2 separate regions of the Mus musculus genome follow, and region 2 is linked to region 1. Evidence: chromatin loops called from intact Hi-C (ENCODE). Cell type or tissue: left cerebral cortex. All regions are shown on one strand. Links, peaks and the distances in the headings refer to the core of each region. The heading gives the core; the rest is flanking DNA. Region 1 holds the start of Gm5524 (predicted gene 5524). Region 2 has its middle 210 kb from the start of 4931408C20Rik.

Region 1 (5,385 bases), core at 214-5,213:
TTGGGCAAGCATTATAACCCTAGTCATGCAGCTCGATTTAATATAATGATTACGTACACACATACACACACACACACACACACACACACCACATTCACACATGTAAGAGTATGTGTATCTGTGAAAGTTAAAACAAGTACCTAGCCTATCAAAGGTTTGGAGAATGTCCCTAAATGCTGAAAATGTCTCTAAATGTTGAGAATGTCCCTAAATGTTGAGAATGTCCCTAAATGTATTGACCTTTCTTTTTCTTTATTTTTTTTATTGGATATTTTCTTTATTTGCATTTCAAATGTTATCCCCTTTTCAGAAATTCCCTATCCTACCCCCTTCCCCTGCCTATGCGGGGTCTTCCCCACCCACCCACCCACTACTACTTTCCTGCCCTGGCATTCCCCTACACTGGAACATAGAGCCACCACAGGACCAAGGGCTGTTCCTCTTACTGATGTCCAAAAAGATCATCCTCTGTCACATAAGCGGCTGGACCCATGGGTTGCTCCATGTGTACCCTTTGTTTGGTGGTGGTCCAGACTATGGTAGTTTCAGGCTGGTTGGGACTGTTGCTCCCCACCATGGGCCTGCGAACTGCCTCAGCTCCTTCAGTCCCTTCTCCAACTTCTCCAACTGAGAACTCCGCTCACAGTTCAATGGTAGGCTTTGAGCATCTGCCTCTGACCTTTCTTTACAGCTTCTATATTTCTGTTTCTGGCTAACTGTTATTGCTAGTTGATATCTGTCAACCCAGGAACTGTTGTTTATGCTTAAAAGCTCACCCTGAGAAAGACTAGGGACTTAAGTTTAGTAGCCTGGAGGCTAACAAAGGCTTTCTCTTGGCTTGAACCCAGTCATTCTTATATATATATACACACACATATACATGTATCAGAGATTTTGTGGTCACATTTAAAACTAGTTAAATGTCTTCCTCTTGTGATATTGAAATAATTTTTAATTTCATCTGAAAGAATCCAGGTTGGTAGATTCTTCCTTTCTGTATGTAGAACTAGGCACAGCTTAAATGTGTTAGTTGTCAAAATACTTGTTGACAATTGTGGTGTCATCCTTTCCATCCTTAAGACAATGAAAATGAAGCCTTTAACGTCAACTTCAGTAAAAAGTATTAAGGAATGAGGATATAGCTCAATATGTAGAATAACTACACACAATACAAATGGCGTATAATTTCCCATCATTTTATGAACAAGTGTGATGGCTTAGATGTGCAGTCCTTCTGCCCTGAAATGGAGAACACTGAGTGATCACAAGTTCTGGGTCTTCATTGGCTACATCACAAATCTACACTAGTTTTAGTTACACAAAACTCTCACTGCACAAAATGACTTAGCTATTTTTGATAATGTTTACAAAAGCATGTATCATTGTCTCTAAGCATCATAAAAAGAAATTCTAGTTCACAGTTGTAAGGGCATAAGAAATCTGCTGTGCAGAAATGATGAAGGTCCCAGTCCCAATTTTTTATTAAACTATCTCAGAATAGAAATTTTGGAATTACCTTTTGTCAAATGATTACTGACTCTTAAGCTTTCTTCCTTGCAGGGATTCAATCCACCAGCTCTAAGAGCAAGCAGACATTGCTCCATTTCTTTTTTACCTTGTCATCTCTTTATACACTTTTCATTAAATAAAGTTCTTTATCTTGGCTATATCACAAATCTATACTAGAAAAAGACAAAGAAGCTTGTAAGCATAAGGCCAAAAAAGAATGAGAACAAGACAAAACAAACAATCAAAACAAATGTGAGTGTATAATTGAAAATAGCCACATACACATATATCCAAATACACCCCATTTGGTAACATATTAGTGTTAGCTCATTCAGTGAAAAAGATTGATATGCCTCAGATCAAGTCACAAACTTTGATAACAGATCATCCCTTCTGATACAATAGAAGTCTTTATAAAAGGAATGTGCTAGAAATCCCAGTGAGAGAGTTAGTGCGTTTATGAATGACTATGACATAGCCTCAATAAGTCAGAAGAAACCAAAGCAGGGAAAAATGGGTACTTAATCAAAGCTAGAAAAGGAAACTCTATTCATGAATCTCTACTTCTCCAGAAATATGAGAACCATCTGAGTTTAGTCATTAACTTGAAATGACTTTGGACTTCTGAGTTTAGTACACAAGAAAATCATGGAACTGGCATAAGCCCAGGACATAGAGTAATTTATTAACCCAGCAACTGAAAACAACATTTGCACTAAAAGGCATTTCTAACACAATGTTGATGTCTTCTAGAAGCACAATCCATAGGTAAGTGGTTCAGGAAAATTTCAGAACAGGTGGAATGGATACATTTTGTTTCACTTTATTTTATTCCTCTGAGAGTTGCAAAAGGACTCTTGATATAATATTATCCTCATTTATACAGTACTGTGATTAGATATTTGCTCAGTTTTCAAGGACAAACTTAATATTAATATTTTAATCTTTACCTTACTTTATTGGTAGTAGCAAGTACTTTTTGATTAAGGTGCTAGTCTATGTAAATCCCATCTCATCATAAGCTAAGACATATGATTTCTTCCCACTTATACCATACTTTGCATACAGTCTTTGAAGAACATATTGCTTGATTTCTTTATATTTATTTTTATCTGCCACAAAAAATAGGCAAGTAACCACTTGCTCAAAAATGTGCTGTTCTGAGTTCTGGGAGGGACCTCATTTCACCTCATTTTGTGTTTTGGTAAAGGAGTTTAATGAGAATGGACTACTTCTGTTCAACACAAAGACACTGATTTTTGCCATGATGACCTGCTTATCTCACACAAAGGAGAGTCTTCAGTTCCTTGTTCTTTATATAGTAATTTTAATTTGTTCAGGTTTTCTTTATTAATTATTTTTTTCTGCAACTCCAGTCAACATTATGCATCTATTTAGAACCCTGGGCTTTGCACATATACTATGCAATGTAGAATATTAAAGACAGATGGCATAGCAAAAATATCAATTATATTTTTATTTTCAAAAGTGTTTTTTTTTTGTTGTTTTTTTTTTTTTTTCAGTTGAAACAGAGAGAGCACGGGAAGTGAGATGCCTCCTACAGATTAAGGGTTCCATTTCTGATTTCCATGAACCTCTGGTCTGAAGTTCAGTAACCCCATGAGTCAGGGTCACTGTACTTGCAAGACAAATCGGGCCTAGCATAAGGATTACATTGATTAAGATTTTTATGATGCTTTAAAAAAATAGGTGTTAAAAAATGACAAAAATGCCAACCATTGTGGTCCATATATTTAAATCTGGCTTTTTAGTAGGCTGATTCAGGAGGGTTTGCCAGAAGTTTGAAAGAATCCTGGGTTGCTTCGTTTCAGATCAGCCTAGGCTAGATTTCCAGGGCCTGTTTGAGAGGAAGAAAATAGAATACCAACAGAAAGGACATTGCTGAAATGTACAGTATTCAAAGGCAAAATCCACAATGATAAAAATAGAAATTAAAAGAAAAGACAATATTACCGAAACTATTGACTGAAACAAAAAGGTAAAATAAATTGCTGATAGGTACCCACTGGGTCTACCATTAGCAATATTTTCTTACCTACTCCCCAAGGAAATAGGTGGGTAGAGAAAACTAGTACAGAATATCTCAGAATAAAGTAGAAGGAGCAGGAGCCATCATAGGCTCCAACAGGGATCTGAAGATCAGCTGTCCAAGTTCGAAGCATCATTCTCATTTGCATTTTGTATCTTCTTCAGCCAGAAAGCTTTTTCAGAAAATTACCATTCAATTTTCAACTCCGCATGGCTCTAAAAAACATGAAACAGAATGGAAGTTACTCTTTTCCTTGGACTAGAATAGTATTCATCAAAAGTTGACCAGTTTTATTAAAGGCTCTGTATTGATGAAGAAGAGACAGCCACAACTTCCATTAGATGTCTACAGAGAATTTTCAGTTTTATAAGAGAGTGGCTTTGAGCTATAACTTATGGCTTTTCTATGGAAACTTTTAATCTGACTATACATTGGAACTGAATTTAAAAATCATGATGTTTCTATGGATTTACTATATTAAAGCCATTGATTTATATAAAAAAGTATATTGTGTTAAATGATGAAATAAAGTAGTAGAGTTTACTATGACATGTATATAAATAAAAATTACACATTTGTACTATGTAATAAAATAGTATTTATTAAATGACAATAGTAGTTACACAGAAAATTAAAAATTAGCCAAGTGGTGAAAGCAGTGTGAATAGAATTTTCAGCTCTGCATAAGCTTTAAGAGCTAATTGTTTGGGATCCATTCATTCATTCATTCATTCATCAAGCAAAAATGCCTCATCAGCTTGAACTAAGACCATCCCTGTCATTTTATACATCTTTTCATTCTCTTCAAATCTTTTGCCTGAGAGGAAGCTTCTGAGATCAATTTCTATTTCACATTTACTCTTTTTTTAAATGTTATCTTTTTTTTTATATACTCCAGATTTTATCCACCCCCCATTCTACCCTCTGACTGTTACACATCCTTTACCTCCTCCCCACCCTGTCTCCATGAGAATGTCCATCCCCCCACACACACCCCACCAGATCTCTTCACTTCCTGGGGCCTCCAGTTTCTTGAGGTTTAGGTGCAGGAATGCCAGGTCTGGATTCAGTCACATTTTCTATTATTTGTGACTGTTAACTTTAAATTCCCAGTAATAATTTTGCTATATCTTTTATATTTTACCTTAATTCAGGGGAAAATAAGTTATTATTTTTTCTATTAAAAGGGTTAAATGAGAACATGTAAAATATCTATTTGTTGACAAACATTTAATTTAGTAATATTATTTACTATATAGATACTTCAACATAGAGTGGAAAAAGACATTGACATTTGGGCTTAGAGTTCTCACAGGCCAGGGAGTTTCACAAGGCAATTCTTTGGAAATCAGAAGGTTTGTATGTCAAGATCACTGCTACAACCATAAAGCATTTCAGGGGCTGCTGTAATCTGACTGACCGTCCCACAAATTAAGCACAGTATAGGGCCCTACAAAACTTGAATAAAATATGTTATAAAGAAAAATAGTGTGCTTGAGAATGTAACTGATAGATCTGAGAGCTGACATACTAAATGAAAGAGGAAAGAAGTGACAGGAATATGTTTGCAAAAGGAACAGCTTGATTGGAGGATGGCTACTCAGCTATTAGAAAATAAAACAGAGAAAATATTTGTAGGAAACAACTTGACAGAAGGAGAAATCTTTGGAAACTACTCCCTGACATTAAAACAAGCAAGCAAGCAAGCAAAGATAATTGTATTTATTCAGTTATGTCAATGGTTCTGCTTCCAGTCATTTACTGGTAGAACTTTGATGGTAATATAAAGAAGAGATTTAGGAAGGGGGTCAGGCCAACCTGAAGAA
Region 2 (5,385 bases), core at 112-5,111, 980 kb before region 1:
CCCATGAGGACATGCTCCACTCTGGACACCACTCTTGGGGGAATCCTTTGCCATTTTAAGGACATTCAGATGGCCATGACATCTTCGGGGATGGAGTTTTCCCCCAGAAAACTGTACTCTTTGTGTGCTTGAAGGGCCCTTATTCAGCACCAGCTGGCCTAGAGAGGAATATTTTGACCCTATAGTTCTACTTCCCATACAGACTCTTGTCCTCAGACATTCTGGACACCCTGTCCAGGCTCCTTGAGTCAGAATCTGATGAATTCTTCTCTCTGACGCCTCCAAGTGGTTGAAAAATTGCATTCCACCTTTCTTTAAACGAACAGAGGCAAAAACATGTTAGCAACACAGATTGATCCTGTCCTATCCAGATGATGAGAGCCAGTTGCCACCTCCTTACTGGCCTCTTTGTGGAGCCCCCTACTGGCGGCCCCACCAATCCCTAGGGTTTTGTTTCCTATCCCTCATCTTCTTCCCTAACCATACTGTCTCATCCCATGTAGCACCCACTTCAGTTCCTCAACTGAAACCTTTCTAGTATGCATTGTTGCCACATCTGCTGCTAAGGAAGGCAAGCCCTTTGTAGTCTATCACCATCCTTTCCCTACAAGTGACATTTACAACTGGAAGGCCCTGAGTCCTCCTTTTTCAGGAAAGCTTCAGTCTTTAATCTCCTGTTTAGAAACCATTTTTATTACCCAGAAACCTACCTGGGGGGACAGCCAAAAACTCCTCTGGACTCCCTTCCCTACCAAGGAGCAGGGCCACATCTGACTGAAAGCCCACAGTTGGTTCGAGGATACAACTGAAGATATGCTGAGAACCCCATGGCAATTGATTGTGCTTTGCTCAGACGAGCTCACAATGAAATCCTACCGTGCTTGAGAATGTGAGGTATTTATAGTCGATCGCCAGATTCTAATTGGGGCTGGGATGGGGAAGGGGAGGGGTTCAGGGCTGCCACAATACACCCTACAAATGTGTCAAATGTAGGTCCGATAGTCCAGGAAGTGACAGACTCCCCTGCTGCTTCCCGGAGAGGTTATTAGATGACTACAGGATTTACACAAGAGTTGACCCAGAAGCACCAGAGAACCAATGGGCCATCAATGTGGCTTTTGTGGGTCAATATGCCCCTGACATCTGGAAAAAAAAAGTTCCAGAAAATTGAAGGCGTTGAAAGTAAAAAATCCGTCTAAATTAATAGATATTGTTAGCAGAACTTTCAACAGCTGAGACAGTCCTAAGGATAGACAGGCAAGAAAGCTTGCAAAAGTCCAAATTTTGTCTTGGGCACCTCAGAAAGGCCAAAAAAGGTCCCACTCCTACTCCCTTCTTCCTGAGACAAATATAGGCAATCAACCTCATCCTAGACTCCTGAGAAATCAATGTGCCTATTGAAAAGAAATGAACAATTGGAAGGGAGAATGCCCTCAAAGGCACTAGAAACTGAAGTGTGTTAGAATAAGGAGGCTGAGGCAGTTGGGGTTAGAAGCCCCTTTCCAAGCCCAGGGTAGCCCTATAAATGGGGTGATACCCAGTCAATTTTCTTGTGGACACTGGAGTATGTACACCATTCAATCCTCCCAACCCCCTTAGGCCCTATGACTATCCAGACCACCATACTCCAAGGTGCCACAGGCACAAGTCGTATCCATGAACTCTCCAATGAACCATTTTAGAGAAAAAGACTCTCATTCTTTCCTGATAAGTACAGAATATTCCTATCCTTTATTAGGAAGAGATCTTCTAGCTAAAATGGGAGTCCATATCCATTTCTCTCCAGAGGGCAATGTGTCTGTGCAGGGTATTTCAATTCTAGTCTGTATACTCTCATTATAGAATAAAAATCACCTGAGGAGAGAGGACAGAGGGGCTACTCATTCTCAACACTCATGAGGGAACTCATGGACTTGACACCCCAGATATGGGCTGAAAAAAACAAAACAAAAAACAAACAAACAAACAAAAAAACTGTGGTTCTGGCCTCTCACCTATCTCCAGTCCAAACCTATATTCAGTTCCATCAGGATAAGACAAGATCTTTTGTTGCCAGAGGTCTTTTAGGAATCAGCTGCTATAGGGAGCATGGGATTTTAGTTGCATGTCAGTCTCCCTGAAACACTCCTCTGCTACTGGTCAAGAAATGCGGAAGAAAATATTATAGAACAGTGCATAACTTAAGAGAGGTGAACAAGTGAGAGAAAGAGAGCCACCTAACAGTACCAAATCCATACATGCCTCTGAGCTCCTTACCACTGGACAGGCAAATTTACAGCGTTAGGTTTAAAGGATTCCTTACTTAGTATTCCTGTGCACAGAAACATCCAACCCCTCTTTTCCCTTTAATGACAAGATCCAGAGGACAGATTTAGCAGACAGATGACCTGGTCACAGCTGCCACAAGGGTTCAAGAACTTGACTACAATCTTTGATGAAACCCTCCACTAAGACCTGAGTGAGTACCAACCTACTTAACCACATATGTCATTATTTCAACATGTGGATGGCCTGCCTTTGGCTGCCACTGACATAAACTCCTGTATGGAGATTATCAGGACCTCTTGCATACCTTGCAGAACTTGGGGTACAGGTCACAGACAAGATGGTTCAAATTTCTGTCCCTGAAGTGACCTACTTAGGCTTCCAACTCAAGGTGGGTCAGCAAATTCTCAGTAATGTAATGAAATCATCTCAAGTATCCCACTGTCTAAGAGCTGGCACCAAGTAGAAGAATTTTTAAGGTCAACCGACTTTTGCATACTCTAGATATTAAACTTTGATAAAATAGTCAGGCCACTCTTTGAGGCCACCAGGGGGCAGGAAGGGACCTTTGTATGGACAGGAAATTTAGAGGACTTTCAATGACTTAAAATCAGCACTACTGTCTACCCCTACCCTAGCCCTAACTGATCAAACCAAGCCTTTCTACCTATTTGTGGACAAGAGACAGGGCATCATGAAGGGAGTGCTGACCTAAACCCTGTGCCCCTGGTGATGACAATTGATTTACCATTTTAAAAATTTGGACCCAGTCGTGGCAGGATGACCTAACTGCTTGGGAGTCATGGTGGTCACTGCCCTAATGACCAAGGATGCTAATAAATTAACCCTTTGGAAGCCTTTGATCATACCTTCCCCTCATGCTGTAGAAGGAGTCCTCAAAAGCCCCCCTGATTGACAGATTTCAAATGCTAACAGGACTCACTATCAGTCTTTGTTCAACCACCCCCAAGTGTCCTTTTCTCCTATTACCTCTTTGAACCCTGCAACTTTCTTGCCTAACCCGGACTTAAAAAACTCAGTCACCTGACTTGAAATCTAGCAACATGTACATGGAGCCCAATCAGACTTGACTGATCAACCCCTGCCCAAGACAGATCTCACCATGTACACTGATGGGAGCAGTGGCTGACCTGAAGCAGACATCATGGGCATCTCCCCTCCTGAGTGGGACCTGAGCCCTTAAGACAGAATAGATAGCCCTCACTGAGGCACTCCAGTTGGGCAAGAACAAAGTGGTTAATATCTATACTAATAGATGATATAAATCTGCCACTGCACATGTTCATAGAACAATATACCATCAAAGGGGACTATTAACAGCTCAATGAAAAACAATCTTAGATCACCTGGGTTGCTGCTGGCTTTCAAAGAAATTGGCCATCATACATTTTCCTGGATATCAAAAGGCGTAGGCCTGAGAGGTTATTGGTAATCATTAAGCTCTAGAGGTAGTCTAGAACCCCTGAATCTCCTAAAGCTCCTGAATCAGTGACCCCAGACCAGTCCTGCCTGAGCAACCAACTAGTCCAAAGGGGACAATCAGGGATGTCAGCTGTACAAAATGTACACCAGGATGGAAAAGGACAGGAACCCTTATAATAAGATAGAGCTTACCCACAACCCAACTGTATGCACACCTTGGACTTGCAATCCAATGGTCATCACCCTCAAATTCTGGGACCCTTTCCCTTCTTATGCAGACGGGGAACCAGGGTATATGTGGGGATCCAGAGCTTACCTATATTGACCTGACCAAGGGACAGAATTTACTATTCATATGCTTGTGAAATCTGAAGTCCTGTGACCCATAGGCCCCTAGCTAAAGGGTTGGAGACTCATCCATCCACAGTCATTCTCCATGACCCCAAAACTGTACCTTCTGGTGGTCATGAATCTCTTTGAGATTCCAGAGCTGCCTATACTTCACTCGACCCCACTGTTGGATACTATTTGGACCCCCTTCAAGTTTCTTAATGGTACCAGGCCTAATATGACTAATGACTATTGGTTTTGCCTAGATCCCTAACCATTTTATTAGGTGGGCATCACAATTATAGACTCTAAGGTCTTCCAGAGGGTCAATCAGGTAACATTCAATGATACTGTCTCTTGCTCATGGTACTCACCCTTCACTCTAGGAGATCAGCAAGGAAATAGGATTTGCCACGATCCAATAATTATTTGTTGGCAAGATCCCTTTATGCAGGCATCTGTTAAAATCCTAAAGTTCATTTACTTCAAACATTTTAATTCCTTGGGCATGGAAAATAATAATGATCTCTTAGCTGCCCCTAAAGTCATTTAATTCATGTGCACATGGGCTTTAACACCTTGTGTATCTGTCAGCCATTTCACTAATGAACAAATCCCAGTCATGTGTATTAGTGCATATAGTTTCTCAAGTCTGGTACTCTGGTGGAATTGTGGGATAGATCTCTATGGACCCATAAGCACCATTTCAGTCTAAATGTGTGGCCCCTATTCTAGTGCTCATATTGATGGGGATCAGCATGACTGTTTCATTCCTATAGGTATTGGTACTTTGTTCTCAGTTCAACAATTTCAAATATCTAAGTGAATAAGGTAAAAAAGATCTGGCCAGATTAAACATTGCCACCTCATTACTAGAAAGCCAGGACAACCTTCTGGCTAAAGTGGCCTTTCAGAAAGACCAAGGTCTTTTCCTTAAGGAAAGTGGTCTATGTATGTATGGAGAAAATGTTGTTTGTATTCTAATCACTCTTGGGTCATTAGAGACTCTCTAGCTGAAAACAAGCGAAACCTCTTGGATAGAGATAAAGAAATATAGTCTGTGGGCTCATCTGAAAGGATATACCATACAACATGTCCCCTAGTTTGACATCATTAATAACAGACCATTTGGCCCCTTATGCCTTTTCTTGCTGGTTCTTACTTTAGGACTTCTTATAATCAATGCTCTAGTGTCCTTCCTTAAATGGCATATTTCAGCTGCCCAAGTCATGGTCTTTCAAACCTAATACAACCCCATAGATTCAGAAGAACTTTTAGAGTCAATAGTTTGACTTTCAGAAACAGCTCAAGAGGGGAATGTTAAGACATATGTAGCTGTTGCCTTTT

What was found. Hi-C counts contacts between places; a loop is a spot of excess contacts. Peaks named below come from ENCODE experiments on the same cell type or tissue, not always from the same donor. Only the 100,000 strongest peaks of a DNase experiment are listed, where the experiment ranks them.
Region 2: it touches region 1 in a loop (2.3-fold over the local background); 3 of 42 quality-filtered maps call a loop at or near these places.

Annotation. Positions count from the first base shown.
Region 1 is chr1:27,881,802-27,887,186 of GRCm38, forward strand. Gm5524 (predicted gene 5524) reads left to right here and starts at 2,245. Exons shown (of 2, transcript NR_151583.1): 1 at 2,245-2,277. In left cerebral cortex, for the core only: no CTCF peak of the experiment used is centred there; a DNase peak (open chromatin) is centred at 2,658.
Region 2 is chr1:26,899,681-26,905,065 of GRCm38, forward strand. No RefSeq gene overlaps it. Among named protein-coding and RNA genes, the nearest start is that of 4931408C20Rik, 210 kb to the left of the region's middle. In left cerebral cortex, for the core only: CTCF peaks have their summits at 404 (motif pointing left) and 2,823 (motif pointing right); a DNase peak (open chromatin) is centred at 2,830.